Linked DNA regions of Homo sapiens: all the other regions are linked to region 2. The links are chromatin loops, found by intact Hi-C in ENCODE. Cell type or tissue: mammary epithelial cell. All regions are shown on one strand. Region 1 overlaps NEMP1 (nuclear envelope integral membrane protein 1). Region 2 overlaps LRP1 (LDL receptor related protein 1). Region 3 has its middle 4.0 kb from the start of LRP1.

The links. Hi-C counts contacts between places; a loop is a spot of excess contacts. Peaks named below come from ENCODE experiments on the same cell type or tissue, not always from the same donor. Only the 100,000 strongest peaks of a DNase experiment are listed, where the experiment ranks them.
Region 1: it touches region 2 in a loop (7-fold over the local background); 79 of 110 quality-filtered maps call a loop at or near these places.
Region 3: it touches region 2 in a loop (5-fold over the local background); 107 of 110 quality-filtered maps call a loop at or near these places.

Annotation. Positions count from the first base shown.
Region 1 is chr12:57,068,062-57,070,561 of GRCh38, reverse strand. It overlaps NEMP1 (nuclear envelope integral membrane protein 1), which reads left to right. Exons shown (of 9, transcript NM_001130963.2): 4 at 1,256-1,328. Among named protein-coding and RNA genes, the nearest start is that of NEMP1, 9.5 kb to the left of the region's middle. RefSeq lists an enhancer at 612-681. In mammary epithelial cell, a CTCF peak has its summit at 946 (motif pointing left); a DNase peak (open chromatin) is centred at 911.
Region 2 is chr12:57,174,764-57,177,263 of GRCh38, reverse strand. LRP1 (LDL receptor related protein 1) reads right to left here. Exons shown (of 89, transcript NM_002332.3): 23 at 1,559-1,804; 24 at 1,158-1,355; 25 at 19-223. Among named protein-coding and RNA genes, the nearest start is that of MIR1228, 18 kb to the left of the region's middle. RefSeq lists an enhancer at 1-700. In mammary epithelial cell, a CTCF peak has its summit at 1,219 (motif pointing right); DNase peaks (open chromatin) are centred at 223 and 1,563; H3K4me3 peaks cover 254 bases; H3K27ac peaks cover 627 bases.
Region 3 is chr12:57,123,225-57,125,724 of GRCh38, reverse strand. No RefSeq gene overlaps it. Among named protein-coding and RNA genes, the nearest start is that of LRP1, 4.0 kb to the left of the region's middle. In mammary epithelial cell, a CTCF peak has its summit at 1,273 (motif pointing left); a DNase peak (open chromatin) is centred at 1,274.

The DNA of each region.
Region 1 (2,500 bases), 110 kb after region 2:
GATTATAACCCTGAGTATACCACTGCTCTAAACAGTTCATGGAGACTTCACCCCTATCAGACAGGCCTAGAATTGAAACTCCACCTCAGGAAATTCTGAGTACCTCCTTACCTGGAACTGTGAAGACTTTTATTCTTTTATTCCCAATTACATTGTGCTGCTAATGTCCCTGAGCATATATGCCAAATACTCTTAGAGTAAATCAGATAGACGTGTTCTACCTTCTGGACACTTCTAGACAAAGGTAACTGTCTGATGTGTACATGCCTACATTTAAAGACGTGAATGGTTAATAAAAATTGAAGAAAGGTAAAATTGAAAATCATTCACAAGTAAAAAGAGTATTCATGGAACCATAAATAAAGATGAAGACCACTGCAGTTTAAAACTTATTCAGTGGAACTGGGAGAAGTTTTCTCTTTTCTGAAGATGACTGAGAAAGTTTCAGGGGAGATGGATCCTGTTGAATTCTCTCTGACTTTGTTTCCCCTTGGTTACTACACAGGGTCCTGGGATGTTGTAAGTAGTAGAAATGTTTCTAGGTTTAGTATGAAATAGGTTGTGCCCTTCCATTTGTCCTAGGGTTCTTTGGTTACGTAGGGTTGGCTTGTTTTTTGACGTTCCTTCTACAGTTACTGATTCCTTCTGCTCCTGTTCTGTTTGTGGGCCTCCCGTAGAACTCTTGAATGTGAAAGCTGTGGGAGTATCTGGTATGCCACTAAGGGGCCTTTGCTAGGGCCCCCTGGTCCTGAGTGAGAGGTATTTGCGTGTAGGCTTTTCCAGCACAGTGTTCTGTAGCAAAGGGAAGTAGGTGGTATTGTTGGGCAAGAAAAGCAGCCAGTTAGAGAACAACACAAGGCCCTGACCCACAGTTCTGGGCAAATCTGCTGAGTTCCATGACTGTGAGTGACTTAAAGCTTGAAAGCCAGAGTGATAGAGACCCCTTGTGGGTGATTGCATGAATTGCTGATGGTACTGTGTCTAGCTTTGTCCAAAACGAAGCTTGAGTTTCTTTTAACCTTAGCATAGGTAGCCTAAGTAAAAGTAAGATCTTCAGGCAAATACAGGTTAGACAGAGACCTAATTATACATTGGAAGGGTGCCCAGGCTTTAGGTGAAATTTAAATGCTTTTTAGGTGGGCTGTTTGCATTTATTTTTACTGTAGCTGACCAATAGTGCCAACGTTGTCTTTTATTCTATAATACCTTAAGCAGTTTTGTTCCCTTATTAAGCAAAAATCTTTATTTATTTCAGGATTTGATCCCAAACTCTTTCTTGTTTTCCTTCTTGGACTTATGCTATTTTTTTGTGGAGACTTGCTGAGCAGGTAGGTTCCAAGGCTAGTGTGCAGAATGAAACGGCTCATACCTATCCTGCCTGCGTTTTATAGTAACTATTAAGTACTGCCATTCCCATTTCCAGGACCTTTATGGCTTGGCCGTTGCCTGCTTGGATATTTAAAAAAATACTTTAATGTGTATTATGATTTTTGTTTTTTCTTATTTGAACAATGTTGACAATAGTGAAATTCCCACATTAGGTTGGCCCATCATTAGGTTGATAGGAGTTAGCCAATACAATGAAATGGAACATCATCACCCTTTCTATTGCTAGAAGTAATGTGTTAAGGTGTCATCTTTACAGGTCCATGGGTTGATGAGTTTCATTTTGTTCAGACGTAAAGAAACAAATAGCTTCTGGGTACGGTGGCTCACGCCTGTAATCACAGCACTTTGGGAGGCCAAGGCTGGCGGATCATGAGGTCAGGAGATCGAGACCATCCTGGCTAACACGGTGAAACCCCATCTCTACTGAAAATGCAAAAAAATTAGCCAGGCGTGGTGGCGGGCGCCTGTAGTCCCAGCTACTTGTGAGGCTGAGGCAGGAGAATGGCGTGAACCCAGGAGGTGGAGCTTGCAGTGAGCCGAGATCGTGCCACTGTGCTCCAGCCTGGGCAACAGAGCAAGACTCCATCTCAAAAAAAAGGAAACAAATATCACAGCTCAGCCTGGGCAACATGGCAAAACCCTGTCTATACAAAAATTAGCTGGACGTGGTGGTATGTGCCTGTGATCCCAGTTACTCGAGAGGCTAAGGCACGAGAACCGCTTGAGCCTGGAGGCGGAGGTTGCGGTGAGCCAAGATCACACCACTGTACTTCAACCTGGGCCACAGAGGGAGACCCTGTTTAAAAAAAAAAAAAAAAATCAAGTGTTTATTCATTTTTTCCTTTAGGAACCTACTAGTTAAGACAGGTGAGACTGACATGTACAAATATGAAGAAAATATATAGGTAACTAAATAAACATTGAATGAAGGTAAAATCAACATTAAGTTTGTATACAAGTAAAAAGTATTTGTGGAGTAGTGAATGCAAGATTAACAATTGGAGTTTGAAGTTGGGCTGGAGTGGGGTTGCTGGAAGTTGTTATTTTGGTGATGCTGAGAGAAACAGGGAGGAATAACTGGTAGAAAAAATCTGGAATGGGGGGCTGGTTG
Region 2 (2,500 bases):
GCTGGGCAAGGTCCTCACCCATCCCGGGGATCCAGTGCGATTGCCCTTGGGTGCTCAATGTCACCGGCCAGCAGGGTGGTCCGGAGGGTCCCATCCAGCTTGGCCACCTCGATCTGATCCAGGTTACTCTCCACCCAGTAGATGTTGCCTGCAATCCAGTCTACAGCCAGGCCCTCGGGTGTGGCCAGGCCATACTGAATCACCACCTCGAAACTAGTCAGGGCTGGAGAAGAGAGGGCAGTGAAAGGTTAGCGTCTCCTGGGGAGCTGTGCATGAATGTGTGAAATCCTGGGAGCCCTCGATGACCCACCCTCAACCCTGGCACTTCTGCCAAAGTTTCTGATGTGCCCATATTCAAGAGTAGGACTCCTATTGTCTCCCCAACTTTTTTTTTTTTTTTGAGACAGGGTCTTCTGTCACCAAGGCTGGATGCAGTGGCATGATCATGGCTCACGGCAGCCTCAACTGCTTGAGCTCAAGTGACTGCCATAAAGATTTTTCCATGCTAATACATTATGTGTGTGCCTCATTGTTTTAGAGACTGTTGCACAGTGTGGATATCATCACAGTTTACTTAGCCTCCCCCCTCGTTGATGGACATTTGTAATGGTTTCAAATTCAAGTTTGTATTATTACAAACAATACAAACTTCTCTAGTAAAATGTGCCTCTTAGAAGCCTTTGCTCAGATGTCACCTTCTCAGGGGACCTTCCTTGACCACACAACTGAAAACAGCCTGTTTTGATCACTGCTGCATGCCCACTGCCCAGTGTGTACAGTGGGCACTCACTATTGTGTGTGACTGAAGGAAGTCTGGGGTGCACCACGCTGCCTGGGACAGAAAGCAGCGTTCAGGTACGCCACTCCTAAGTGGCTTTTTTCTTTCAAGCCTGCAATTCTAGATCTGGGGAGCAGAGCTCCAGGCCATTCAAAGGTAAGGCTGATCATTTTGTTAATTATCAGGCTGGCAGTTCTGCTGACGATAATTACGGGGCGTCAGGCATGGAGACCCACAGCAAAATCTAACCCAATGAACAGAAGTGTGGGGGATGGGGGAGCCAAGCCTCTGCTTTGGGGCCACTTGGATGGGACCTGTGGCCCCTAGCGCCTGAGCGCTCCGCCTGTGTGCATCCTGCCTGGCAGCAATCGGTGGTCACCTCCGTTGTCCAGCAGCTTCCCGCGGTAGATCTTGTCCTCCACCACGTCGGTCCAGTAGAGGGCGCTCTGGCTGAGGTGGAAGTCCAGGGCGATGGTGTTGCGCAGGCCGGGCACCAGGACGCTGTAGTCTCCTTTGTGAAGATCGATGCGCCGGATTTCATGGCGGTTGGAGAAAATGATGAACGGCTTGAAGGGGTCTGGGATGGGAGGGATGTGATGGGGTCAGCAAGGGGCTAGCTGCCTGTGTGCCACCCGTCCTGGCGCAGGCAGGTCTCTGCTGGTCCGGGCACTGGGGGCTAGGGTGGAAAACTCAGCCTTTGGCACCTGGCCACCAAGCCCAACCCACTGCAGCTCAGAGGCCTGCCTCGGCCTGCCCCACCACACCTCACTGTTGTCTCACCCAGGCTGCGGCAGCTCTCGCCGTCAGGTTCCAGGACCCAGCCCTCGTAGCAGGAGCACTTCACGCTGAACTTGTTCTGGTCGCACTTTTGGCTGCATTTGAGATGCTTGGCACAGTAGCTCTGGATCTGGCAGGTGTGGTTGTCGGGCCCCAGCTCCATGCCCAGAGGGCAGGAACACACAATGCCTTCGCCAGGTGCCACTGAGCAGTTGTGGCTGCAGCCACCGTTATTCAGAGAGCACTGGTCTAGGGGAGGGGCAGGCATGGAACAGACCCAGGGTCAGAAGCTGAGAGGAGGCAAGACCACGGCCCTGCTGGGCCCCAAGTCCTGGGCAGCCTGGACCAAGTCCTTGTGCCCTGCCCACGGCCCCATTCGTCTCCATTCCTGCTGAGCTTCAGGCTGAGCTTCAGCCCAGGACTTCCTGGGCTCCCTCAGGACCAGAGTTGGGACCCTTGCACCCACCAGCTGGCACCATACCTCCCCTTCCCACAGGGAGCACCCCTCAATATCTCTGTCTGGTCTCGATATGTTCCTGCCTTCTTGGGCCCAGGGCGGGGGCCCCAGCTTTTTGCCTCCCTGGGAGGGACCCTGGGAGGTCCTTAGGTCCAGTCCCCTTGTGCTGATCTCTCCTGATTTGGAGGGGTTTGGGGTGGGGTGCAGCAGGGCCTATACCACCCTTGGTCCTCTGGCACACCCTGGAAACTGCCAGCCTGACTGATAGCCTGTCGGCAGTTCTCCCAGCCAGTCCCTGTGGCCTTATCTTCCACTCCTCCCTTCCAAGGAACTGGGGGCTCTGCCTGGCTAAGAGGACCAGATAAGGCTGCTCTGCTCCTCATCCCCAAGTCACACCACATGGTCCTCCCTGACTCCTGGACTCCCCCAACCTCATCTCTTTTGGTCTTGAATGGGCACCCTCCTCCCCTTGCCTGTTTGTTTGTTTG
Region 3 (2,500 bases), 52 kb after region 2:
CCTGTCTCAAATAAATAAATAAATAAAACAGTAACATACAAATATAAGTGAATATCCTTTAAAACTATAAAGAAACTCATATGATATATAGTGTTCTGTAACTTGCCTTTTTTTCAATTAACTTAGCTTGATCCCTTTCCATACCGTATGAACGCATTTAGCTCACCCTTTGATCTTGGCTACTTGGAATCTCCTTGCTTGGATGTTCCACAGTTTGTTGGGATTGTTGGGCACTTGGGTTATTTCCAGCAGGTGAACTGCTGAGGGTATGTCTGTAAGGTGAGAGAATGCATATTTATGTCTTTCTTTCTTTCTTTCTTTCTTTTTTTTTTTTGAGATGGAGTTGCACTCTTGTTGCCCAGGCTGGAGTGCAGTGGTGTGATCTCAGCTCACTGCAACCTCCACCTCCCAGGTTCAAGCGATTCTCCTGCCTCAGCCTCCCGAATAGTTGAGATTACAGGCACCCACCACCATGCCTGGCTCATTTTTGTGTTTTTAGTAGAGATGGGATTTCTCCATGTTGGCCAGGCTGGTCTTAAACTCCTGACCTCAGGTGATCCATGCACCTTGGCCTCCCAAAGTGCTGTGATTACAGGTGTGAGCCACCTCACCCTGCTGAGAATGCATATTTCTATCTGAGCCATTAATGATACAGTTCCCCTGCTCCTCTACCCTCCTCAGAAAAGCCCTCCTGTTATTCTCGCTCTGCCTATCTCTCCTGTTCCAAACTTGTATTCAGGAAAGCTTCAGTATCCAGAGTTTAGCACTTTATTTTGTGGGCTCTGTATCCACCACTAGACTATATACTCCTTGAGGGCAGGGACCATGTCTTTTTCTTCTTCGTTTCCACCCAGCGTGAGAGGCTCTTGATTGGTGAAAGGAATGTTAGGACTAGAGTTGCCTTTCCTGGAACAGGATGTGACTTCAAGCATCTTCTTCCCTCTATTTCTCTTATAGCATTCATTGTTTAATCCTCTCTGCCTCAGTGCCTTCTCTTCCTCCCCACATCTGTTCTTAAGAGGCATCTTCAAATCCTTGGGTTGAGATTATAACCATAATAGTAGGGAATCATGGAGGAATTCTCTGAAATTCATGATTGATACCTGGAATGGTGATGAGGGCAAAGAAGCTAGTGTGGGTAAAGGGCATCTCTTTTTTCGGGTCGCTCAGCAAATTACAAAATACCCGCCTTTTCTGAGTATAGCAGGGCCTGGGCTGGGGCGTTAATTGGGTAGCTCTGGAACTGAATGTCAAGCCAGAGGCTAGCACCACCTAGTGGTCAGTTAAGGAAGTGTGCGTAGGAAGGGTATCCCGGAAAGGTCTGATGGCAGGCGGAGAGAGGGAAAAGGACCAGTATTTATTGAGCGCATACCATGTCCCAGGCCCACGCAGTGGACTTTATTTACAGTATCAGCTCACTTAAGTCTACCTTTTGTCATGGGTGTTATTTCCAGTGTGTATAAGAAAATAGAATGTTCTGAGAGATTAAAGAATCTGTCCCAAATAATGGTGCAGATCCAAGCCCAGATTTCATTCACTTAATAAAAATATTAGGTACCTCGTATAAGCAAGTACATTGCTAGGCACTAGGGATAAGAGACGGAAACACACAGTCTCAGCCTTCAAGAAGCTTTCAGGTTAGCTGGGTGCTCAACAAGAGACAGACAATGACAATACAGTCAGTTCCTTAACACCTGTGATGAAGGCATGTGCAGAAGGGCATGGGAACATGGGAAGGATACCTCTTCCAGACAAGGTGGTCAAGACAGAGAGCAGCAGATGATGCCAGGCTAAATGTTGAATGAGAGGAAGAAAATGACAACCAATAACAAAAGGAAAGGGTGTTTTAGGCTGGATGGCAGGAAAGGCATTGGAGGCATGAGAAGTTTAAAACATGTGAAGAACATCAAATATGGTATCATAGCTGAAGTTTAAGGTACTTTGAGGGGAGAGTGTTGGATGAAGTATCAGAAAGCCTAATCACAAAGCGTGATTTTAGCCACAGTAAGGACTTAGAATTTTTTTTCTAGAAGTAGTGTAGAGCCAGTTGAGAAATTGGTGAAGTCCTTAATGCATGAGTGATGGAGCTGGAGAGGAAGAGGATTCAGAAACAATAAAGAAGTAGGATCTAGTATACTAACCAGTTAACTGTATAGGCCTGAAGATAGTGACAGAGAAATCTGAGTCTAGAAAATTTGGCTCACATTAGAATCACCTGGAGAGTTTTTAAAAATCCCAGTGCTGTGGTGGCATGCATCTGTAGGCCCAGCTACTCAGGAGACTAAGGTGGGAGGATTGCTTGAGCTCAGGAGGTTGAGGCTGCAGTGAACCTGATCACTGCATGATCATGCCACTGCACTCCAGCCTGGGTAACAGAGTGCAACCCTGTCTCAAAAAGAAAAATAAATGAATCAATGCTGGAGGATTTATGCTACTTGATTTCAAGACTTGTAAGTGACAGTAATCAAGACTATGTGGTGCTAGCATGAGAATTGACAAA